Linked DNA regions of Homo sapiens: regions 2, 3, 4 and 5 are each linked to region 1. The links are chromatin loops, found by intact Hi-C in ENCODE. Cell type or tissue: CD4-positive, alpha-beta T cell. All regions are shown on one strand.

Region 1 (5,000 bases):
GGTACATGCTTGCTTTTTGAAGTCTTGATGTTCTGCTTAAAGCATCAAGTTGTTACATCATGGCCCATTTGCGATATAAAGAATAAAACAAAGCTATTGGACTAGATGGCTTCAGAAACTGCTTAGTTCAAAAGGTGAAGTTTGCAGCAGCAGAAGTCTATAATAAGTTTCACATATTCAATTTATTTATTCAACATGTACCATGTGCTAGGCACTAGACACAACCACAAACAAGGGAGAGCAGTTTCCTGCCTCAGAATTTCTATGTCACTGAGAGACAGAAAATAGAATAACATGTGAGATGAAGGAAATAAATGGGTGATGTGATAGTGAATGGAGAAAGAGAGGGGGAAACATCTACTCTATGTGGTAAGAGTAGGGATAGGTACCTTTTGAGCTGAGATGTGGAATATGAGGAGGGAGCCAGGAATGGAGGCTGCTAAAAAGGACCTCCCTTCTCTTCTGCTTTCTCTTTCCCTTCTTGTTTCCTGTCATCATCTCTCTATTTCTAGATCAGTGCTTCTCAGACTTTAATGTATGTATGAATCACCTGGAGAGCTTGTTAAAATGCAGATCAGATTCAGCAGGTCTGGGCTGGGACCCGAGATGCTGCATTTCTAATAAGTTCCCTGGTGATGCTGCTGCTGCTGCTCCTTGGACCACCCTTTACACAGCAAGAACCTGGAGGTGGGGTAGGTGCTGAGGCGAGATAATAGAACCAGAATCAGGGCAGTGGCGGGGCGATGAGGGCCACTAGGTGGATTTGAGAGCTGTTTAGGAGGTAATGTCAAGGCCTGGGGAAGCTGGTGGTGCAGACCAACGGTGACAGAGGAAGAGGCTAGGGTGGCAGTCATGTGTCTGGCATGGATAAGGGTTGCACAGGAGTGTCCTTGCTGGGCTGGGGAGAGGGGAGGAGAAGCAAGGCTGGGGGACCAGGAGATGGGCAGTGTGCCTTTGGACCTGCTCAGTTTGAGGGTCCTCGGGCTAGGCCAGTAGAGGCAGCTGGATACTGTAGTGGTGGGGAGAGGACAGCAAGTAGGTCTGAAATACAGAGCTGCTCTATAGATGAACTTCTAGAAGGAGTGAGTGATTCTTGGATGCTCCCAATGACATATCAATAGAGGCAGCACAGATGGCTCCGTCATGGTTCAGAAGACCTTTTCGAATCATTCAGGAGCCTAGGCCCTGAAGGATCTAGGACATCAGGGATCATCGGTCTACACTCAGACACCTTATCATACAGTCCTGCTTTACTAACAGTGTGAAGCCTGGGCTGGGGGTAGGTGGAAAGGAAGTACTTTGTGCTCTGTTCCCTTGGTACCCAGAATGGGTCTTGGATCAGCAACATCAGCATCCCTAGGGACATTTCAGAAATGCAAATTATTTGCCCCCCTCAGATCTGCAGATTCAGAATCTGCATTTTGACAGACTCCCAAGTAATTCGTGAGCTCAGTACAGTTTGAGAAGCACCAGCCCAGGCCAGCAGTTCTCAATCTTCCATACATTTGAATCACCAGGGGAGCTTTACAAGGTGCTGATGCCTGGGTGGCATCTCCAAGAATTTCTGATCTAATTGGTCTGGGGTAAGGCCAAGGATTCAGGACTTTTACAGCTGCCTAGGTAAGTCTAATGCATATCCAGGGTGAAAACCCCTGCCCTGGCACCACCCAACCTTTGACTGACTACAGCTGGCGATATTGAAGGTGAATGACATTGTAGAAGTAACTTTGCATCTTTGGGCCTCAAGTTGGAAACCTGCAACCCCTCTAACTACCCCCATCCCCATTCCCATGTGCCTGGTGGGAGCCTGGAGGAGGGCAGGCAATGTGGGAGGGTTCTGGGCAGTCCTAGAAAACTCAGCCGTAAAGAGCCAGCTGGTTCTTCACACAAGCAGCTGCAAGCCCCCCCACCAGGCCCCTACTGCCTGCCAGGCCAAGACAGGGAACTGCCAAGGTGAAGAATCTGAGAGGGCATCCTTAGTCCTTGCCCTGGGAAGTTCTAGCTGGCAGGGAAGACCTTCAAAGACCAAAGGGAAGAAAGCCCACCACGCCAGGGTAAGAGAAGGAGTGGGGATATTTTCTGGGTAGAGTGCCCAGGTAGGTCTTCCTCCCTCTCTCACCTGGAGAGAAAAGCTGGAGAAATTAGGTGCCAACTCTAGGATGTGCCCAGGAACCTCATTATTTCAGGGAAAATTCAGATTTTAAGATGCATTCCTTTCTATTATTCCTTGCTACTCAAAGCGTGGTCCCTGGACCAGCAATGTCAGCGTCACTTGGGAGCTTGTTGGGAATACAGAATCTCAGCCCTACTGGCTCAGATGTACCGGATCAGAATTCAAAGTTTAGCAAGATCTCCAGGTGATGCACAGGCACATTAGTTTGGAAAACCTTGCCTCCTGGTCCCCAGCTGAAATACAGTGTCCAGGACCACGAGCCAGGTGGGTCCAAGCTTCTTAGCGGCCCTGCCTGTCGAAAGGGTTCCAGGTTCCTCCCGGTGGGCCGGCTCATGGTTCCTCTGCCTGGTTAGGCCTGGCAGAACCTCCATGAATCAAAAGGTGGCAGGAAATGGACCTTTCTCTCCCAAGGAGGATCCACACAGAATCTCCTTTCCAGCCTCCGCCTGCTGCTTCCTGCCCTGCACTGCCCTCTGGTGGCCATGGAAGCCATTGCCACCTGGCATTGCCCCCGTCTCCAGCAGATCCAGGACCCAGGGATGAAAGTCTGTTGCTTATGGTGGATGGACGAAGACTCGTCATTGTCCTCTGATATAAGGCTCAGGGACCCCAAAAACATGATGGAGGCAGTTTGAAAAGCACTGAGCTTCAGCAGCAGGATGGCAAATGTGCCTGGGGTGCTGGCTCAACCCTTCTCCCCATCACAGCTCTTTCCTGTACCACTTGCTGGAGTCTGTTCAGAGGTGGGGCATGGGCTAGAGAGGAGGGGAGGAGTTCTGTGTTGCAAGGACTTGCAGGTAGGAGGTTGCTGGACTGGTTCCGGGAGCCCTCTTGGTGTGTACCGGCCCTGAGGCAGCAGCCAGGGTGTGCAGGGCCTCATGCACTGTTGCTGGGCTGGGCCCTTATCCCCGCGGGGCATGGTGTAAAGCAGGATACAGCCTGGCCTGCACCGGCTTTGGAAGGTTTCTCTGGGGAGAACGGACTGGGGTTGGGGACACTGGGAGTTGAAAGACCTGTGAGGGGTCATGCCACATTTTGGAAAGTAGTTGGGGGCTTCATGTAGGCCTGGCCTGGTTGGAGAAATGCTGATGCCCTTCCTACATCCCAGGGAAAATGAGGAAACCCAGTGCTAAGAGCTGGCTGGAACTGAGCTGGCTGTTTGAGTAAGAAGAGATGTACGACCTTGTGAAGGTCCTTCTAGGGACGTGGCCCCAGGCCTTCCCAGAGGTCAGAGGCCCCAGGTTCTCGACCATATGGATGGACAGCCTGAGTCCCGGCTCTGCCCTGCTGGTCAGCCTCAGCCGACCATTTCCTGAGGCTCCATCACCACCAGATCCGTCGTAACCTGGACAGAGCCCAGGCTCCAATGCTGCCCCTGCCACTGACCACTTAGCACTCTGGGTGGGGCCAGTCCCCTCCCCTCCCAGACCTCGGCTTCCCCACCTGCAGGAACAGGAGCTTGGCCTAGAGGTCTTCTAGCTCTCACAGGTGCCTTTCCACTTTAAGAACCTGAGATCCTGTTCCTCTGGTGGAAAAACCAGCCTCCCCAGGACCTGTCCCACACCCCAGCCAACAGGACATTTCATGTCTGTTGCAGATGCTCTTGCTGCCTCTTCCCATTCCCTCAGCATGCTGGCTGAACTTCCCACAGCCAGCACCTGTGAGTCTTCACTCGAGGCTTCTCTCTTGGGCTGCACTGTCCAAATACAGGTGAGTTGGACATGCTGGGGAATTAACGCCCCTCAGGAGCAGCCCTCTGTCATGATGACAGGAGTCGGTGGGCAAGTGTTGCAGCTCCCGGGGTGGGATAACTCCGAGCCATGTGCTCTACGCTGGCCCCAGAGCCCCCAGCACAACGGCGTTCCAATTGCCCACAGCGGTAAGGGTTTGATGACACCCTGTTTGGCTGCCTGCTCTGCTTTCCTTCCCACGTCCTAATTGATGTTTCCTGGGATCTCCCTCCAAATCAACTATCAGCACTGAAATCCTTGTCTTAGAGTCTGCTTCTATGGGAATCCAAACAAAGATAGTATCCAGCTAAGTCACTTTTTGTTCATGATCTTTGGTATGGGGTAGTGTAAGGGACAGACCCCTAGGCGGGGTGCTGGGGGAACCCTTGCTTTTCACTTGTGACCTTGGGACCAGGTAACAGGAATGAAGAGGTAGGGCTGAGACCTGACCTGCTTTTAGGGGGAGCTGTGGGGCAAGACTGTAGATGCTCTGGTCATGACTTCCCCTCTCGGTCAGGCCCTCTTCTGCCAGGCTGGCCTCAGACACTGGGGCCCTTGCAGGCAGCCACAAAGCAGATGCCGTCGTTGATGGAGCATGTCTCAGAGCAGCTGATGGGGCACACCTCTGCACCTGGCAGCCAGCCTCCTGCATGGCCTTCTCCACCGTCTCCTTCTCTGGGTGGAGCCCAAAGAACTTCTTGGAGCCTACCATATAGTGGGAGTGCAGGGCAGCCATGGTGACCAGGTTCCCATCTGCTTTCAGCAGGCTGGCCAGCCTCTGCAGGGCTGCCCAGTACATGTCCACATCAGGACAGGCACTCTTCAGGGGACACCTGGATTGACCCCAGTGGATGCAGCTTGGTCATATCGCACTTCAGCAACCACGTGACTGTCCAGCAAAGCTGGTTCTCCTTCTCATGCCACCTGCTTCTATGGAGGAGGGTCACAGAGATGACATAATGATTGTGATAGCAGCCCCTCAGCCCTCACCACCACCCTCTGGGCAAAGCCTGTGACTTATCCTGTTCAGCAACTCTTTGAGCGAGATTATTATTTTCCTCATTATACAGATGAAGAAACTGAGGCATAGACTTGCT
Region 2 (5,000 bases), 230 kb before region 1:
GAACAATCTTATCACCATAAAAGTGGCCCAGCCTGACATTAAATATCTCCCAATTTGATGCAATATGAAGCTCCAGCATCATCTATGAAGTATTCTTTCCAAAAAATTTTAACCTCAACATCATCAAGCCTTTAAATCTATCTTCCTGTCTCAGGAACTGCAAGGATAGAAGAATAAAATTACAACAGGAGAAAACAACCAGAAAAACCCAGAATAAATGGTGGAACACCCTACTGAACACATGGCCCAGTGTCTTCAATAAGTCAGTGTCATTAAAAAGAAAAAAAGCAGCACTGAGGGATGGCTGCTCTAGATTAAAAGAAATTTTAAAAATGTGGCTGGGTGTGGTGGTTCACACCTGTAATCCCAGCAATTTGGGAGGCTGAGGCAGGCAGATCACAATGTCAAGAGATGGAGACCTTCCTGGCCAACATGGTGAAACCCCATCTCTACTAAAAATACAAAAATTAGCTGGGCATGGTGGCATGCCTCTAGTCCCAGCTACTCGGGAGGCTGAGGCAGAAGAATTGTTTGAACCTGGGAGGCAGAATTTGCAGTGAGCCAAGATCACGCCTTTGCACTCCAGCTTGGCAACGGAGCAAGACTCCATCTCAAAAACAAACAAACAAACAAACAAACAATAACCAAATGTATGGCTTGTCCTCTGTTGATTCTGGTTTAATAAGCCAGATATAAAAGATATTTCGGGGACAACTGAAGAAATTTGAGTTTTCACTGGGGCATTAGGTGATATTAGGCAATTGTTATTAGGTGTGATAATGGTATTGTGCTTCGGTAGAAAAATGTCTCTATTTTTAGACATGTATACTGGCATATATAGGGTTGAAATATTTGATACCTATATTTTAAGATAATTCAGAACAAAAAAATACAGAAAGTGTTAAATGTTAAATGTAGTGATGTACATGGATGTTCATTATATTTTTAATGTATATATGTTTGAATATTTTCATGTTAAAAAAAGAACAAGGAAAAAGGTGATATATGGAAAGCCCTTGCCATGTAGTGAGCACTCAATAAGCAATAGCATTATTATTATTATACAATCTGCAAATAGGAAGATTATTGTGGGATCTGCCCCGCAGCCCGCAATGCAATGGGGCTCTTTCCTTGTTCACGGGCAGATCGGCAGGTCGAGAAATAATAGACGCACACAAGATAGTGAAAACTGGGTCCAGGGGGGGTCACCATCTTCTGGTCCCGTGGTGCCGCCAATGCACTGGATATACCAGCATTTATTATTAAGTTTAGTGAGGTCAGGGGTAGGTTAGTGAGGGATTTAGGGTCGTTTGATTATGAGGTGAGATAGTCACATGGAGATGAAGTAATTCTTTAACATAACATCTATATGCAGAAGTACAGTATACAGAGATAAGAATTTACATCAGTCATTTCTAACAGAGCCTTGAAACAGAAACACAGTCTGTCCATAACCTATGATTAGCAAGATATTAATCAGCAGTAACTGTTGCAGCAAAAGCTGGTTACAAACAATCCATGGAAACAGGACGTGAAGCTAGACAACCGGTTAGACCAGAAATTCTCAGAAGGGAGTATGCCTTAACCCTAAAGAGGCCTAGAAGAGCCATGGCAAGATGAGGGTGTTTGTAGCCCTATCTTATCCATATGAACAGGTGCCCCTCATGCATCTGCTTATAGGCTCTCCACAAGCGTTGCATTCCATTCCCAGAGCTCTGAACATCTGCTTTTCTGGGATAGGAATCTTGGTGATGTGAAACCTCCCTGACTGCACGTCTGTTCATAGGCTCTCTGCAGGGGGAAGCACATCACGCGCTGTTGGCTCATTCTGGCAGCCCAACCTGGCATTGTCTTTACACAATCCTGCATGCAACTTTGTATTTACAATAACCAGGAGCATTTCATCTTTTATTCTGTAGCAGTAGTTTCAGGGGGTCTCCCTACAGAAGATAATACCTCCTCCCACCCCTCAAACATCTAGGCAGAACTTGAAATACATACTTGGTCATTTCAGGGAGCAAGTTGCTTTTCCTGGCAAATCATATTCTATTACACCATAAATTCTCAAGGGTCCTATTTTAGAGCACTGCAATTTAAAATGTCTTGCTTTTCAACTGCTCTTAAGAATCTAAAATGTGCTTATTATTTAATTATTGTTACAGATATTTAATTTCTCTTCCTATACTTCTTGCTAATTACTTAATTTCATGACAATTGATTTTTCTCAAGACTATTTTGCAAAAATATTCATAAGTTTAGCATTGATATTACCCTCAACGCTGAAAATCTTTCCTTACTCCAAGCACTTATTTATTTAGCTTCCCCACATAGATGGCAGTGTACTGACCCAGGTTGGCCAGCAAGGGGCAGTAGGTAACAAAGTTACCTACACAAAGTTGTGTTTTTGTGTTTGTTTTTTCAAATTTAACCAAAGCCAGGTTAATATTAGTTAACATTCATTGAGCACTTCTGAAATGCCAGGCACTGGCCTAAATTCTTAAATGTATTAGCTCATTTAATCCTGAAAATAGTCATATATGGAAAGTACTGATATTATTCTCCTTTTACAGTGAGGAAACAGGCATAGTAGGTCAACTAACTTGCCCCAGGTTGTAGTTAGCAATGACTGAAGCAGAGATTCAGCCATGCAGTCTGACTCTAAGTCACTACTGGGTGCTGCTTCTCAAATTTCTAACAATTGTAAAACCTTGGTGCTCTAGATATATCTAGTTATTAATAGCCCACTTTCAAGTACAATCATTATCTACAAGATTATTAAATAATGATTATAGCCTTCAATCACTTGATAATAAAGACAATGAGATCAGATTTCTTCTTAATGTCATCTTTTATTTTTATTTTTTGAAGCAAGGCCTTGCTCTGTCTCCCAGGCTGGAGTGGTGCAATCATGGCTCACTGCAGCGTCGACCTTGCAGGCTCAAGTGATCTTCCCACTTCAGTTTCTTGAATAGCTGGGACTACAGTTGCAACACATCTGGCTAATTTTTGTATTTTTTGTAGAGATGGGGTTTTGCCATATTGCCCATGGCTGGTCTTGATCTCCTGGGCTCAAGCGATCCCCTCACCTCAGCTTCCCAAAGTGCTGAGACTACAGACTTGAGTCATTGTGCTGGGCCCTAAATACCATCTTTTAATCCAGTGGTCTTTAAAGTTTTTTGATTGTGCCATTAAAAATTTTTGAACACACACAATTATATGTTAATATTAATATATGATTATAATAGTATATAATTATATGTATATTAATATATAAAATACATTCTATAATACCCACAAAATAGAAATTTTAAAATAAAAAAGCTATTTTATCTGTCATTAATTGTGGTAGTTTCAATCAATCATTGGCCAATCTCAAGGGAAATACACATATAGGTCAAAGTTAATTATAAGTTATAGTAGATGGAAATTTTATTGCTAATAGCCCTCCTAGGTGGAGAGCTAAATTCTTATATGTATCATTTTGGCTGACCTTGTCAGATGTTACTAGATCACCATTATTTTTACAACACAATGAATGTGATGAGGAGCTTGTACCAGAAGTATGAGAAATGTCGGCTCTGTCCCTTTCTTTTTTTCTTTTCTTCTGCTTACAATTTTGACAAGAGTTCCTGTCCAATTCTTTGCAGAAATCTTTTAAATTATGTTCCCATTTTGTGAGAGTTAATTCTCTATAAATCTGTTTAGCTAAGCCCAGATAAATGACAGTAAATACCAAGATAAGGAAAGCGACTGACTGAGAGCCAGAGCCACCATCAGCCTCTTCCCCAGGGGAGGCACTCCCATTCCTCCTCAGGACACCTTTTATGTGACAGATGATGACTGCCTGGCTAACTGAGGGTTCTACTGTTTTAGTAAAGCAAAATTCTTATATTAGTGTATATTTACTAAATATAGCAAAGTATAGGAAACAAAATTCTTTCTAATATTTTAGATTAAAAATTAAAATAGAATTTGTTTTCACATCTCAGCAGATCAACTTGCTCATCCACTTTCAATAGCATTGTAATCAGTTTTAGCATTTATCATTTTCAGAAGAGCATTTCAAGGAAAGACATTGGTACATCATAGCAAGTCTGAAGAGTTATATGGTACAAAGGCTGTGTGTCTGCTGAGGAAGGCCAGCTGTCTGTGCAGGCAATGCCATTCAGGGGCAGTAGAACTCTAGTGGTATAGACAGAGACTGGGTCTCATGAGTCTGTGTCTTAGCTCTGTGGGCTGAGAAACACAATCTTGTCAGTACTACCAGAGGGGGCAGATTCACACTAAGCAGACTCATAAGAGATGGATGTACACATCAGAATGTCAGTTTGTTGACATGCAATGAGAACTGTAACAGATAAACCATGTATTTGTGTTCACAGATCAATGCATTTTCTTCCACTAGGAAAATAAATCTAAATGAGGCATGAGTTTATTAGCATGACTGAGGTCAGGAGGTCAAGTGATTAGAGTGGAAGGAACAAAAGCAGGAGCAGTAGGAGATGAGGTAGAGAGACAGGCAGGGGCTGGGTCACGTGGGCCCTTGAGGCCATGTTAAGGAATCTAGATTCTAAGAGGTCACAAGCTATTGGGGGTGGTTTAGGTAGGAATATAATCTGATTTTCAAAGGGATAATTCTGCATGCTGAGTGGAGAATCAATTCTAAGGGGATAGAAATGATAGTTAAGAAATTAGAAAAGACAGGGCCAGGTGCGGTGGCTCACGCCTGTAATCCCAGCACTTTGGGAGACTGAGGTGGGTGGATTACGAGGTCAGAAGATGGAGACCATTCTGGCTAACACAGTGAAACCCCATCTCTACTAAAAATACAAAAAAATTAGCTGGGCATGGTGGCGGGCGCCTGTACTCCCAGCTACTCGGGAGGCTGAGGCAGGAGAATGGCGTGAACCCGGGAGGCAGAGCTTGCAGTGAGCCGAGATCGCGCCACTGCACTCCAGCCTGGGTGACAGAGTGAGACTCCGCTTAAAAAAAAGAAAAAG
Region 3 (5,000 bases), 58 kb before region 1:
AGCACTGATGTGAAGAAAGGGGAGGAGGGAAATCAATCATGCATTTCCACAGCCATTAGCAGCCTCTGCTCTTCCCACCTAGGCTGACCTCACACCCCAGGTGCTGGTTAGTGGTAAGTGCTCCCCACCCTCCACAAGCTCCTCTCATTCTCCAGCAGTTGCAGTGCAGGCAGCACTTTGGTCTAAATGAAGAAAATTGTTCATTAGATACCAGGGGCTAATTGGCCCTACTTTTACCAGCCTGGGTGGTGCCCCAACCTTTTATCAGCTTCTCATTAGACTTAATTGATATGAATGGCCTGATATGTGCTGTCTGCAGCACCTTTGGGAAGTCTTCCTTGTCACCCCGCCCCCACACCCCAATCCCATAGACCTTGTGCTTCCCCCCTAATTAGGGCATTCATCATTCTGTTCTTTTTGTCTGTTGCAATTGTGAGTGAGAGCCTCAATACAGTGCCTGTGCAGTGGCTGGCACATAGTGGGTATTCCACAAATTGACTGAGTATTACTGTACTCAGCTTGGCTATGAAGAAGAGACCCAGGCCCTGGGAAGGGGGGGCCCCCAGGCTGGTCGGGGAGAACAAGGCATAGCCCAGGCTGGGGTAAGAACGAAAGCAGAGCTCCCTGAGGTTCACAGGCTGTGGGCTGAGATGCTCCATCACCCCACTTTACCCTGGATGGCCCTTAATCTCCGGGCCCAGTCTGAATCAGGCATGCTGATCTCCATTGCCCCACCCCACACAGCTCACGGAATCCTAAAAATACAGTTTTATAAGGTCAGGACTAGGAAGGCACAGGGAAATCATTCCTTCTGCTTGCACACCTCCTAGCTTGGGGATCTTACTTCCTTCTAGGGAGATCTGTTTTAATCATGGATGGGAAGCATGTGCTCCCTGGGCCCACCAGAGCCCTCAGCTGGTGCAGCCAGGAGAGTGCGGCTTGGCATCAGGTGCAGGTACATCTCTCTTGCCTTCTAACCATCTCTCATGGCAAAGCCCTCAGCCTCAGCTTCTGAAAGCTTGTGTGTGTGTGTGTGTGTGTGTGTGTGTGTGTGTGTATGTGTGGTGGAGGTGGAGCTGGGCTACCAATCAGACACAGACACTCTGAGGATGTTTCCAGGATGAGAGGCTTCAGACAAACAATCCAGATAGGGTCTCAGCGTGCTTGACAACTGGGGTCCGGCTGGAGATATCAGGGGGGTTCTAGGTGGGGCAGTGATTGCTGCCCCCACAGCCTCCCGCAGACCACACACCTGGCTCCCATCCCATGTTCCACAGGGCACAGACAGGCACCTACCCACACGCACACACCCAGAACCCACACTGAACGACCCCACCTGGAGGCTGTGTAACTCCAGCAACCTCTACTGCCCTTTTCCCCAGAGCCTCAAGCCAGTCCATGATTTGCCAGGAGGAAGGCAGGCACAGGTTGTTCTCCTTGAGAGATGGTGTTGGGGTGCTGATTCAGACACCACTCATTATGGGGGCGCAGGAATAATGCTGCCCACAGCCCCTGACTCAGCCCAGCAGGTCAGTCCTGGGACCTCGGATTAGGGAAGATGCAACACCCCGCACCCTCTGGCTTAGCAGAACCTACGCCTGCATGTCCTCCCCACGAAACATGCGCTCGCCCCAGCCCTCCTGCCTCCTACCCTCCTCCTCCCCTCTGGTAGTAGGGTCTGGTCACTGCACTCACTCTGGGGGATTTGGGACTTAGCATATCCGCCCTCCTGGGATAGGTCCCCCTCCTGGGCAGGGGAAGCATTGTCTAAACAATGAAGCCCTAATGGGGAACTTCAGGCAACGGGAACCTACAATGAGGGAAGGAGGTTTACACTCCAAGAGGAGGAAGTATTTCCTTCTCCCCTTTTTGGGCTGTCACCGCATGGAGCACGGGAATTGTGGGCAAATCACTGGCTTACTGAGATTAGACGCTGTATTGGGGGTAGAAGCAGAAGGCGCGCCCCCAACACTGTAAGGGGTCCTTAACGCCCGCGGTCCGCGGTACCGCGGCCGTCAGCAGCTTTGTACCGCTGGGTCCGGAATCCTCTTTACTCCCTAAACCGCCTTCTCAGGAGGCCGGTGTAGAGCAGGCAGCGAGGGCCGGGGGCACTCACGGGTCGTGTTGTACTTGACGCCGTTGAAGTACTCGGGGCACGGCCTCTCCACGAGGGCTCCGGCAGCGCTGCGGGGCCAGCACGTTCCGATCTGGTCCAAGGTCGTGTTGCAGTAGGAGTAGGGACCTGGCGGCGGGAGAGAGCGCAGTAGGGCTCAGAGGGGCCCGCAGGGACGCGGGGCTCTCGGAGCGCGGGGTCAGGGGCGCACCCAGCGCGCGAGAGAAGGAGCCCGCGCAGCCTCCGACCGCTCGCCTCCCGCCTACCCTCGGGGTCCAGGGGTGGCCCCCAGCCGTCCAAGAGCAGCTCTTCAGCCAGCGCCAGGCTGCAGTTGGCCTCCAGCAGGCTGTGGAGCAGTGCCGCGTCCATCGCGTCCCGCAGCCGCGTGCGGAGAGGGAGTGGGAGTGCGCGCCCGGCGTGACTGCGAGGGAGTGGACGCGAGAGTGAGCGGCCGAGAGGGCGCGGGGTCCTGGCCCCCGCCAGCCCAGCCCCGATCTCCCGGGCAGCCTTTGGGCGCCACCTCCGGTCGCCCAGAGCTGTCAAGTGGGGACCTTCCCGGAGAGGAGCCGCCGAGTGCACGGAGCTGCGGGTACAGCCGCTCCGCCGCGGCCAATGGCTGCGCCGGGGGGCGGGGCCGGGCGGCTCCTCTCGGAGGGGCTCAGTCTCCAGCCCCCGGGCCCTCCACCCTGCCCAAAGTACGGCTTCTCAGTTCGCAGCTCTCTTCCACTCGCGGCGTCCAGAGGAGGGCGGTGGGCTGGAGAGCGTGGGCCTGGGGTGACGGAATGCTCTGTGCGGGGATCGCAGGCCCCCGAGCTGCAGGGGGCAGCAAAGCGCGCCCACCTGCCCGCCTGCCCGAGGAGAACACCGCAGCTCTGCTAATCGAGGGACAGCCGCAACCCAAAGTTCGGCAGCTTTCCGCCTGAGCTTCCCCTCCCTGAGCGAGGACACTGGAGGGAGGCAGAGACGGAGAGCCCATGGGCAGATCTGCATCCTCCAAAAGCCTCCATAGCCTCTGGGAAGGAAATGTATCGAGGAGGCCTGGAGGGAAGCAGGGAGACACCCATGAGTCTAATGAGATCAAGTGGCCTGAGTGGGTTGAAGTCCTTGGATCAGACCGTGGAAGCTGGAATGGAGAGAGATTTCGGAGGGGCAGCCAGACCTGGTGAGGAGGAACTGGAGTGGGTGGCTGGTTTTAAGTAGGAGCCCAGAGGCAGGGATAACATCAGGTCTCCTGCTTGAGTGACTGGGTGGCCATTTAATCAGATGGAGTAAGTCTAGGGGAGAAATTGGCTGAAATTATCTGGAAGGCTTTATACACCCAGTTGTTAGTGCCTTGGGCACCAGAAAGAATAAAGGAAGAAGTGAGAATGTGTCTCTCTTCCTCAAGGCTTGGGCAGGGCTTCACCTGACCCTGGTTTCCACACCAGTAGCGGGGCAGGGGCGGGGAGAATCAGGCCCCACAGCAGGTGTGGAGGAGCTGGAAACCTCCCCAGAGAACTTGCCCAGGCCCCCCACCCCACCCTGGCCCAGAATGCCTCCTTGGTGATCTGCTGTGGCTGCACCCTCAGAGTGCCCAGGGCGGGCCTGCTGTGTCTGCCAGCTGAGTGGGGCATTGGGCTCGGGAAGCAGGGCCTGGGGTAAGGCATGCTTCCACTCAGGCTGCATTTTGGTCCAGCCTCTGACTCTGCTCTCCCTGCCATGGTACCCCAGGCAGGATGCTTGCCCTCTCTTCTGGAGCTTTCTCCATCAGTGAAATCTTCCCCGAGGCCCCTCTCAGCTCTGAGACTCTCTGGTTCTGAGTTATGAGACGGAGAGTCTGGGGAAGACATACATGTGTGTTGTGTGTTGTTTGTTTCTATCTTTAGAGGGCAAGGAGAGCTGGAACCTAGTCTCAGAAACCAGTCCTGTTCCCCTGCCATCCTCCACATAAACCTAAGCTGCTAGGAAAGGCTGAAACCACCATGAACTAGCACCATGCCCTGGGCAGAGAGAGGCAAAGCAGCAGGCAGGCTGCTTTTGTGTGCTCCGCTCTCACCAGCCTCCATATTAATGGTGCTGTCACTGCCCAGGCAGAGCGAGTGAGACCACACTAAGACCAGGGCTGAGCCCTGGAATCTCTCCAGGGCCTGCTGACTGGCAGGAACAAGATGCTGAGCAGCCAGCCAGGTCTACCCTCTGCCTCCTGAATGGACAGTGAGAGCCCAGGCTCAGCTCTGGGCAGCTGCAGAGGTAGAGGTTCCTTGGTCTTCATATTATCCAGTGCCAGGAGCAGGGGAGGACCTAGGCAGAGTCCTACCCTCCGCTCCTAGACTGAGCCCTGTTACCCAGGGTCCCACACAGGCCAGAGGGTGGCTGGCCAGGTCAGCCCATGTATTCACAGGGCAATAGTGTCCCTCATATACAAGGGATAGCCCTTCACACAGCACGGTGCAGCACAGAGGAAGGGAGAAATCCTAAGCCAAGCTTAAGTTATTATCCTTGTTCATTACTGCAGCCACCACCTAGGTGGTGCCTAAAGCACCTATAGATGCAGCTATGTCAAGAGGTGGTGTGCTCCCAATGACCAGAGGCCAGGGACTTCTCATCTCATGCAGATTTCTGCAGAACAGAGGGTTGGCCTGGGTGAACTGGATTGCTCTTAACTGGGAGAGCTCACATACCAAAGATTCTTCTGGGAAGTGACCATTTCAGTGGCAGAGTCAAAGGCTGTTCTGCATCCTGAATGAGCAGTTGGGGTCTGAGCACATACCCACAGACCCACAGACCCGAGGTCCCCTGGATGTGGGGCCATTTCTTCATGGATCTTATTATTATAGGCACAGTTGTCATTCGAGATGTGACAGAGGGAAAACTAGAAAAGGTAGCAGTTTGGGAACAAATTGATTTT
Region 4 (5,000 bases), 120 kb before region 1:
GAGCGAGACTCCGTCTCAAAAAAAAAAAAAAAAAAATTAAACCTCTTTTGCAGTGTATTTCATGTATTTTTAGGATCCATTTAAGCAATTTTACATTACTCGTAAAACATCTGAGATAATCATGGAAGCACACCAGAAAATGTGATTTTTCTTGAAAGAAGAGAGATTGATTTTGACTCATAAAATTAACTTGAAACACTTCTCCCGCAAATAGCTACTAAATTGCATTCAGAGAAATCTCTTTGGGAAACCATTACTATGTGCACTTCATCGTTAGGTAATTAGCTTGATGTTAGCTTGTTCAATTCATGCCTTATATCCTTTGCCTTGAATAACACTTTATTTAAGAAGCTCTTGCTCCAAAGAAACCAACTGTATGATGCCATTATCAGTCATTTACTTTTTTGTAGCAGTAAAAAAGAAGAAATCAAACTGCTATGAAAGCTAAAGAACCATTTCATTTCGCTTTTAATTTCCCATTCTTTGAAATGGGATGAAGAAACTTCATTTAGTGTATACTTATAAAGACTTGCTAATGCTTTAAGGAAAACCATTTTATCTGCATGTCACTATTCAATATCTTATTTCTTATTTTTCATGTGATTTTTGCGTATGTTTTCCTAATTTAAAAAACTATATTAATCTGCCTTTAACAAGTTATTTTCAGTTAAAAGTAATAATCTTTTTGGATGTAGCTGGAGGGAAGGAATTAATACTTCAGAGAAGTTAGATCATGTTTATTTTAAATAGTGAGTAATAAAATTTTCATTAATGTGTTTAAAAATAACCTTCACATGTACCCCATAAATTTGTACAAATATAATACATCAAAAAAATAAAAATAACAACTACCCAGACAAATTTAATTCAAAATTTTTTTGGCCATTCCCTTAGGAAACCAACTTTCTGTTTAGTGAAAAAGACCACTATAGTATGGAGCCTTTATCACTAGAATGCAGTTGAAAATAGAGGCCTTGTTTTTTGTTTGTTTGTTTTTTGTAGTTAAATATGCAGGTTTATCGCTTACGTTTTTGCTTTCAGAGAATTCACAATGGCAGAAATTGAGCACTTTGTAGATCCCAGTGAGAAAGACCACCCCAAGTTCCAGAATGTGGCAGACCTTCACCTTTATTTGTATTCAGCAAAAGCCCAGGTCAGCGGACAGTCCGCTCGGAAAATGCGCCTGGGAGATGCTGTTGAACAGGTAGGATTCTGGAGGTAACTTAACTTAGATTGTGCCTGTTCAGGGTTTGCAGCAATTAGCAAATTCTATGTGTTCTGGGTGACAAGATATTTTATTTTGGCAGTCATTTGCTTTTTTACAGTACTTGGTTTTGTACAGAATTTGTTATACAGTATTATTATAGTAAGAGAAAAATCACCTGAACATCTCAATTTGTGGGCCTTGGGGCTAGCATGAAAAAAAATGTTTAGCAGAGCACTTGGAAAATAGATCTTGGTTTGCATTGTGCCTCACCAATCTGACTCAACAGTATGTACTACTTTGGGGGAGACAGCATTGGACCCACAGAAAGCAAGCCATCTGGGTTTCAGACTCTTCTGTATTACCCATAGCAGTGGAATAAGGCCTTGCATATAAGCACTTTGTAAATATTTGCCTGGAGAAGTGAGTGCGTGAAAACTTGCCAACAGTAGCTGCTGTCCACTAGTGGAATGAGTTGCCTCAGGGAGCAGTGAGCTTCCTGGCCCTGAAAATACTCCTGGCAAGGTTGGACGATAGCTTGTCAGCCACTTTGCAGAGAAGACCTCTGCAGTGTATGGAGATGGGGCTAGATGTTTTCTAAGGTCCTTGCAAACACTAAAATGATTACGTGTACTCTACGGGGTTCACAAATTTCAGTGGGTAAGGATACATTAAAATCCCCTCAACGTGTCATTACTTTGGTTAATTCAGAGGGGAATGTCTTTGCCATTCTTTAGTGTCAATTATGAATATTGTTTTTAGTACTGTAGATTTAGAGGTATGAGGTACTGGGCTGAATTTTTGCTGACCCAGTAAGTATGTTGGACAGATTTTGAATAACTCCATTATCATCATCTTGACATTAACCCATTAAAAAATAACCAAGATCTCATTCTGAGTATTTGAAATTGTTTTGAAAGCAAGATAAAATAGTTTGTGTTGGGTGTCAAATATTTTTCAGTAGAGTGAGTCAATGGAAACCGATATCTTGGCTTTGAAGAGTATTAATGTGTGTTTTCTTTTCTTCCTCCATGCTTGCTTATTGGTTGGTTTAGGGTGTGATTAATAACACAGTATTAGGCTATTTCATTGGCCGCATCTACCTCTACCTCACGAAGGTTGGAATATCTCCAGATAAACTCCGCTTCCGGCAGCACATGGAGAATGAGATGGCCCATTATGCCTGTGACTGTTGGGATGCAGAATCCAAAACATCCTACGTAAGTGGAGTGCTGTTTACCATGTGATTTTCACATTGTTAACTTAGAAGCACAGGTACCAAATGAATTTTTGTGCACTTTATGTCACAGAGGAACAAAGGGAAAAGAAAAGAGATCTTTTCCTGAGCAAAACAGAAAAAGCAGTTGCCTCCTGCCTTTTTATAAGTGTCCTAAGGAGCTCGTTGTAGTCTTAGATAGCTGAGAGACAGAGTTAGTGTATGATGGGACAGTGCGGATGTGTACACTGCTGTACAGTGTATTGGCAGCATTACTGGCAATATCCTGGAGTGGATCTAAGACACATTGGCCTCTCCTTCCTGGCAAGAGTCCCAGCAAACATTGGAAATGGTGGAGAGGTTGAATAAAGAAAGTCATAGTGCTCTTAGCTCAATGAGCTATGTAGTAGCTTTGGGGAATATACTAGTTGATTCTGATCTCTGGCTTAAGAACTACCTTCCTCAAATGTTATGTATTTAACTCAAAATTCACAGACGATCTCCAGGTACCCTCCTGCCCCTGTGCCCTGTCACCCCTCCAGCCTCCACCACCAAACATGAACATCAGTATTGAAGCGGAGGGACGAAAGGCATTTGCATATAGGAGATGCTGTCTATATTGGTGGCAGGAGGAAATGTGGCATCTAAAACAAGGCTGAGAGTCTTTTGGCATTTCTCTTATTGGGTGTTAGAGAGGCTTCCTCGCCTACATAGAAAGAGACTTTAGTCCAGGGGTCACTGGTTCCAGTATACCCTTGGTTCAGTTTTTACTTTTCAGAATGGCTTTCTTTTTATGGATTTTTAAAAATTAAAAATCAAAATTAGTCATATTTTAAAAAGTAATGACTACTTTTTTTAAAACAAAAAGGAAAAAATAATTCTGAAGACTATTATGTAGAAAATTAAACTTCCAGTTATATGCCTCTCCCCAGGTGTTTTATGTCTCTTCTCTGTATTGAGCAAACATTTTCTATAAAGGACCAGATGGTAAATATTTTTAGCTTTATGAGTCTCTGTCACATAACTTTGTTGTTTTTTACAGCTTGTAAAAAACAGCTTTTAAAAAATGTCCAAACTGGCTGGGTGTGGTGGCTCATGCTTGTAATCCTAGCACTTTGGGAGGCCGAGGTGGGAAGATTGCTTGAGCTCAGAAATTTGAGACCAGCCTGGGCAACATAGCAAGACCCTGTCTCTACAAAAAATACAAAAATTAGCCAGGTGTGATAGCACGCCCCTGTAGTTTCAGCTACTTGGGAGGCTGAGGTGGGAAGATCACATGAGCCCGGGAGGTTGAGGCTGTAGTGAGCCATGATTGCACCACTGAACTCAAGCCTGGGTGACAGAGTGAGGCCCTGTCTCAAACAAACAGACGAAAAAAGATCATGCTTAGCTCCATGGTCTTGGGTATGTCTGCCTTCTCTAGATGATTTTTCTACGTGTTCTAACACATGCATGCATAAATGCATAATAATATGCATATGTTTATAAATGGCTATTAATGATGTTGTTTTTAATATATTCTTTTTCCCTTGTGGAATTAGAAAGAATTACTGTAATCTGTTAGGATTTTCTTAGCAAGCTTGCTTGACATATGTCAAAATGATAATAGTAATTATTTTTAGGATTATGGGTGATCATTAATTTCTTTACACTTTTTAGATTTTCTGGGACTTCTTTTTATTTTCAGATCAAACCAATAAAATGTTTTTCCTTTTGTATGAGAAAAGATTATTACTTTTCTTTTTGTTTCATACCCAGCTCCTTCTCTTAGTTTGCTCTGATTCTGATTTCAGATTAAACCAGATGTTGTTCTTGCTGTCTCAGTTAAGTAATTTGCTTAAGTCTCACAGCCAGTGAGTGGTGAGGCTGGGATATAAACCTGGCTGTCTGACACCAGACTCATGCTCTTAACAGTTATGCTGTACTGCTTTATAAACCCCACTGGATGCCTGCTCGTCCTTATCTAAGTGCCATTGTGAGGGTTAGGGATCAGAAAATGGAAAGTCACTGGAAAACAGGGCTAAATGAAACAAGAAGCTCCAGAGTCCCAGAGGCTCTTAAGGAGAGGGGAGAACTCCCTTAGAGAGTTTAATACTTTTTGTGTACTTTATATATTTTTTTAATAAAAAAATTTACCGTTGCAGTTAATGCCACACCAATTCTCTTTCCATCCAGAGAAGTAACCACTATCCCAATGTTGTTATTCTCAGGCACGTTTTTGTAATTTTACCTTTCAGTACATAAATGTTAGTTGACATCTGCAGTAAATTATAACCACCAAACTATATGGTTAAGAACATAAGTATACTTAACCAGTCGACATGTATAGGGAATGTCAGATTGCCAGGTTACATGTTTTTAGGCTTTGTTCTTTAATTCCTTTTGTTGTTGTTTTGTGTTGGAGTTTCTGAGCTCATATGAGTTTTATATTTGCTTGCTTTATTACAGACACCCCATGTGATAACATGTGCTTGGAAAGCTTAGTAGTTTTTTCTTTTTTTCTTTTTTTTTTTTTTTTTTTGAGACAGAGTCTTACTCTGTCACCCAGGCTGGAGTGCAGTGGTGCACTCTCAGCTCACT
Region 5 (5,000 bases), 190 kb before region 1:
GCAACATGTCCTTTTGACCTCCACATTCTCACCACATGTTTCTTTGTTGGACTGCCAATAAATAGCATGGGCTCCCAGAGCTCAGGGCCTTCACAGCCTCCACAATGGCGATGGCCCCCTGGTGTCCCACCTTTCTCTTTCAAACCTATTTCTCAATCCTTTGACTCCACCAGACTTTGTCACCCCCATGACCTGGTGTTGGGTCTGATCACCCCAACAGACAATAGATTTGGAAAGAAAACAGAGCTTCTTGGTTCTGGCTGCACTGGAGAAATTTGAAAAAGTACCAGTGCCCAGGCCCTCTACCCCAGAGAGTGTCAATGAATTGGTCTGGGCGTGTTGGAATCAACTGAGAGCTTTTACACAGCACCACTGCCCAGGCCCCACCTGAGCCCCATTAAATTAGAAATGCTGGGGGCGGGGCCCAGGCACTGACGTATTTTGAAGCTTCCCCAGTTGAATTGATTCTAGCTGGAACTGAGAACCATTCCCATCTCCACCCCACAGAAGGACAAAGGAAGGCCATCTGGGCTGGAATGGAGTTGGGAGAAGGCAGAGGCATGGTCTCATAGAAAGGGGGACAGCTGAGTGGGGTCATTCCCTAAACCTGTCACATCTGTATAAATCCTATCATTAATCTCTCCTTAATATGTAAACTACACTTACTATAGCTAATTTAATAAATGGAGGTGTTCTCAACATCTTCCTCCAAAAGCAAAAAACAAAAGCAGCTTTCGTCAGTTACCTTGTGTGAATGTCACCTGCTTCCTGCCAGATCCTGACTGATGTGCTGTGTTAGGCACCTGGTTGCAAAAAAATCAGAGGTGGTCTGGTTGCCATGAGCATGTGGTATAAGACAACATCTGGACAAGAGCTGGACTTGAAAGCTGTTCACGAGCCTAAGTTTAGAAAACGCTTCTGCCACCAACCGTCATTTCCCATGCCTCTCTCAGACCAGAATGGCCACATCTTCCTGTGCTGCTTTTGGCTCTGTTCTCTCCATGCCCATTACCTGCCCCAAATCTGCAGCCCAAATGCCAGCAGAGCACCAGTGTCTGGCCAGCTTCCACCTCAGGTCCTGGTGGGTATGGCGCAGTGGACACCACACCCACCTCCACCCAGAACAGTGCCTTGTGGCTTCCCTGGGTAGAGGACTTCAGACAGGGTAATGTCAGCAAAAAGGGAACAACACGTGGGACTGTAAGTCCAATTAAATCTCTTTCTTTTGTAAATTGCCCAGTCTTGGGTATGTCTTTATCAGCAGCATGAAAACAGACTAATATAATGAATGTCCCGGGATGGTAGATTCCAAACTGTGCTCCTTGAAACCCCTAGGACTTTAGATTTAAATCAGATCCATGAAGTGGCCCAAGAGGATCTTCAGAAACTTAGGAGGGAGTTTAAAGCTGAAAAATTGTAAAAGCCATTCTCCTAAATCAGTGAGCTTTAATGATTCAAAGGAACTTAAAAATTATATCATCAAACATTTTTACTTTCAGGTAAAGAAACCATGGACAGGTCTTGTTTCCCAGGACCTTCTGACAGAGCCTCTACTGATTTTGAGTACAGTCCACGGGTCCAAAGGAGGAAGGATGGACTGGCTGCTGGCCTGCCAATGGCAGGGGTTCATGTGGCTTGGTCTACCTTACCAGTGTCCAGGTTGAACCCTTAATCACTAGTGTAATTCCTCAGTCAAGCCTATGTAAATCCAAGTGCTTATATAAAAATAAGTTATTTCAAATCAGCTTGCGACATCATGATGATGATGATGATGATTACTATTATCATTATTGAAACAGGGTCCTGCTCTGTTGCCCAGGCTGGAGTGCCAGAGGCATGATCTCAACTCACTGCAGCCTCCACCTCCTGGGCTCAGAAGATACTCCCACCTCAGCCTCCTGAGTAGCTGGGACTATAGATGTGTGCCTTCACACCCAGCTAATGTTGGCCAGGCTGGTCTGGAATTCCTGGACTCAACCAATCCACCTCCCTCAGCTTTCCAAAGTACTGGGATTATAGGCATGAGCCACCACACCTGACCCAATTACTTTTAATAATAATAGTGCTTGTGGTGTTGATTAACATTAGGGAACACCATGATTAGAAGGACCCTCTGAAAGGCCCCAGGCAATGATTTTGAACCTTCTCTTTGGGCATGCACTATTTTCAGAAGCTGATGAAAACTCTGGAGCTTCCTCCCAGAAAAATGAATATACTTCAGACACATTCCATCTGTCCCAAAATTTCAGGGGTGTATAGACTCCTTGAAGCCCATACTTGAACTCCAGATTAAGTATTTGTGTTCTTCAGCATACACCCTGGGCAGAATTTTTCATCTGTCTTTGACAGAAGATCCAGATGGCAAAAACTTCATGGTTCACCTTTCCATCTGCCTGGTACACATCTTTTTATTTTAAACTTATTTATCTCATTAACACAGATGTAAAACAACAGTAACAACCCCTTGTTATGCTAGAAAAGGAAATAAGGAGACTTGAGTCACGTAGCCGATACACATGGATAGGAGGGCACTTTTCCTGTCATTAGTACCAAGATGATTGAGGTCCTCTCATCCCAGGCAAAGGGTGAAATGCACAAACCTAACAGCACTTTTTGCTCAGTTACTCTGTGACCTATTCCTGATTTTAGATGCAGGTAAACTAACTCCTGAAAATGGACATTTAGTATTCATATATATACTAAATATTTAAGGTATGTGACCATCAGAGGTAATTTCATTACAACAAAGCATAAAGGAAAACATTTTTCAAAAATACAGGAAAATATACATAGTGTGAGTTTCTCCAAGCCTTAAGAGGATGTGAGGAGCCTTAGGGGGTCACAGTAGCAGTTATAATTCTTGTTCCTACCTGCTACTGCGAGACTTCCAACTTCTTGCAAATTTCTCTCCAAACATTTCTCTTCCCAGGGAGTGTCTCAGCGCTAGTGGTGCTGGACATGATGTCCTACACCATTATTTCCACCAGGTGGCAGCGCTATGTCAACAGGCACTGCCTTCAATTTCCGTAGGGAACCTTCCTCCCAGTGAGACAAAGAAAGCCTTTCTCCCTCTGCATTACTATCAGAGAGTCCCTAAAGAGACTAAAGTTTTGTTTTGCTTTGTTTTGTTTTGAGAGTACAGCTTGTTCAGCCCTCGTCTCTCCATAGGTATCAGACAGGCCCCTGAAAGCCAAATCGGAGACAAGCCAACTGGGCTGTCTTCAGAATTGCCTTGCCCTTCTAATGACAAAGGGCATTTTCTCCCTGATTTGAGGTTAGAAAAAAAAAGAAGACAAAGATGACAGGCTTTGCTGCTGGCTCTTCTCACCACCGGGTTGGTTGAGAGCTTGAGAATAAGACAAAGCTTGGGTGAGTCCAATCTCTGCCACTCGCTAGCTATGAGACTTTAGGCAGAGTAACCTCTCCAAGCCTCTGTTTCCTCATCTGTAAAATGAGGAGAATGATGGTCCCTACTTCATAGGGCTAATGTACAGATTAAATGAGAGTCTAGCATAATCTCTGGTACATGAGATGCATGTAATCAATACTAGAGCTTATTATGATAACCATGTAGACCTACAGAAGTGATACAATTGCTAACAGTGGTTATTTCTGGTGGCAGGATCAGAGACGATTTTTAATTTCTTCTTTGTTTTTCCAAATTCTCTTCAGCACGCATGCATTGCTTTTATAATCATGAAAAGACGCAATTAAAATATAATAGATTGCTGATCCCCTGTTCTTGATGATTCCTCTGAAACATTCAAACTTTCTCTGTGACTCAATGAGCTCCCCAAGGCTGGGCCTATATCTTATCTACTTTGGAGTCTTTGACATGAAACACATAATTTGACACACAGTAGGCAATCAATACTCATTTCCTGAAAAAAATCTCAAAGGCAATTACTTCAGGTTTTAATTTCTCAGTGTAACTAAACATCTTTTTTTCCTCCAAGAATTCTCTTTTCTCACTTAGATTCAATTGCTAATCCTTTTGCCAAATTAATTAAATCCTCTCCAGATTCTCCCCAGTCAAATTCCTTAGACTATTGAGTTGGTTTTAGGCGGTGACATGGTTTGTCTGTGTCCCCACCCAGATCTCATTGTGAATTGTAGCTCCTATACTTCCCTTGTGTCATGGGAGGTAATTGAATCATGGGGGCGGGTCTTTCCCGTGCTGTTCTCGTGACAGTGAATGAGTGTCACAAGATCTGATGGTTTTTTAAAGGGGTGTTCCCCTACACAAACTCTCTCTTCCCTGCTGCCATGCAAGATGTGACTTTGCTTCTCATTCGCCTTCCACCATGATTGTGAGGCCTCCCAAGCCATGTGGAACTATAAAGGAAACCTCTTTCCTTTATAAACTACCCAGTTTCGGGTATGTGTTTATTAGCAGCTTGACAACAGACTAATACAGGCAGGTTTCCAGAAAGCATTTTACCTGAGTTCCCAGAATTCATGCTGGGGGGTGTACGGGGAGAGAGGTGGGAGATGGTCATGGGTGGTTAGATCATTGATTTGAGATCAAATCTTTTCAGTAGCTAAATGAAGACCTAAGAGCCAGAATAACCTAGATTATATAAAGAGATTATAAAAGGAAATAGGCATTTCTAAAAATGTATTACATTTAAAATTGAAACCCATAATGAAGAGGATGATTGTTTTTTACCTGTGGATAGAACACAGGGTTACTGATGATTACACTTGGCTATTGCTGTCATTTGGTTCTTTTGATCTTCACTTTGAGTCAATGGAACTGTTCAGGCATTCTGTAAGGAGGACAGACACCAGCGTGACACTGCCTCAGCATTTCTTCTACAAAAGAAAAGTCAAAATAAATGACATTAGCCCATAGCAGCTGATATATTTTAATTCTTTCCTCATATTATTAACAAACATGAGACTTTCTCTTTCCAGGGAAGTTGGATCTGTATGGGAATCCAAAGATAATTACAGCTGAGCCATCCTGAGATAGAGCCCCTGAGAGGCATAGAAATCTC

What was found. Peaks named below come from ENCODE experiments on the same cell type or tissue, not always from the same donor. Only the 100,000 strongest peaks of a DNase experiment are listed, where the experiment ranks them.
Region 2: a loop joins it to region 1, with 6 times the contacts of the local background. A loop is called at or near these places in 14 of 110 quality-filtered maps.
Region 3: it touches region 1 in a loop (6-fold over the local background); 42 of 110 quality-filtered maps call a loop at or near these places.
Region 4: a loop joins it to region 1, with 2.9 times the contacts of the local background. A loop is called at or near these places in 44 of 110 quality-filtered maps.
Region 5: it touches region 1 in a loop (9-fold over the local background); 24 of 110 quality-filtered maps call a loop at or near these places.

The regions. Positions count from the first base shown.
Region 1 is chr7:30,737,985-30,742,984 of GRCh38, forward strand. LOC105375220 (a long non-coding RNA gene) reads left to right here. Exons shown (of 3, transcript XR_001745154.2): 2 at 3,771-3,883. Among named protein-coding and RNA genes, the nearest start is that of INMT, 12 kb to the right of the region's middle. In CD4-positive, alpha-beta T cell, a CTCF peak has its summit at 2,646 (motif pointing left); a DNase peak (open chromatin) is centred at 2,647; H3K27ac peaks cover 1,951 bases.
Region 2 is chr7:30,507,950-30,512,949 of GRCh38, forward strand. No RefSeq gene overlaps it. Among named protein-coding and RNA genes, the nearest start is that of GGCT, 5.6 kb to the left of the region's middle. RefSeq lists an enhancer at 4,199-4,700. In CD4-positive, alpha-beta T cell, CTCF peaks have their summits at 2,378 (motif pointing right) and 2,583; a DNase peak (open chromatin) is centred at 2,352.
Region 3 is chr7:30,679,799-30,684,798 of GRCh38, forward strand. CRHR2 (corticotropin releasing hormone receptor 2) reads right to left here and starts at 2,658. Exons shown (of 12, transcript NM_001883.5): 1 at 2,380-2,658; 2 at 2,117-2,242. The coding sequence starts at 2,482. It overlaps LOC124901608 (a long non-coding RNA gene), which reads left to right and starts at 2,821. Exons shown (of 2, transcript XR_007060275.1): 1 at 2,821-3,275. RefSeq lists a silencer at 2,680-2,729. In CD4-positive, alpha-beta T cell, CTCF peaks have their summits at 2,952 (motif pointing right) and 3,153; a DNase peak (open chromatin) is centred at 2,683; H3K4me3 peaks cover 1,142 bases; H3K27me3 peaks cover 3,014 bases.
Region 4 is chr7:30,614,855-30,619,854 of GRCh38, forward strand. GARS1 (glycyl-tRNA synthetase 1) reads left to right here. Exons shown (of 17, transcript NM_002047.4): 9 at 1,042-1,204; 10 at 2,260-2,424. Among named protein-coding and RNA genes, the nearest start is that of GARS1, 22 kb to the left of the region's middle. In CD4-positive, alpha-beta T cell, no CTCF peak of the experiment used is centred here; no DNase peak of the experiment used is centred here.
Region 5 is chr7:30,545,967-30,550,966 of GRCh38, forward strand. GARS1-DT (GARS1 divergent transcript) reads right to left here. Exons shown (of 7, transcript NR_038889.1): 7 at 2,391-4,815. Among named protein-coding and RNA genes, the nearest start is that of GARS1-DT, 29 kb to the right of the region's middle. RefSeq lists an enhancer at 2,723-3,224. In CD4-positive, alpha-beta T cell, CTCF peaks have their summits at 3,008 (motif pointing right) and 3,209; DNase peaks (open chromatin) are centred at 2,985 and 4,175.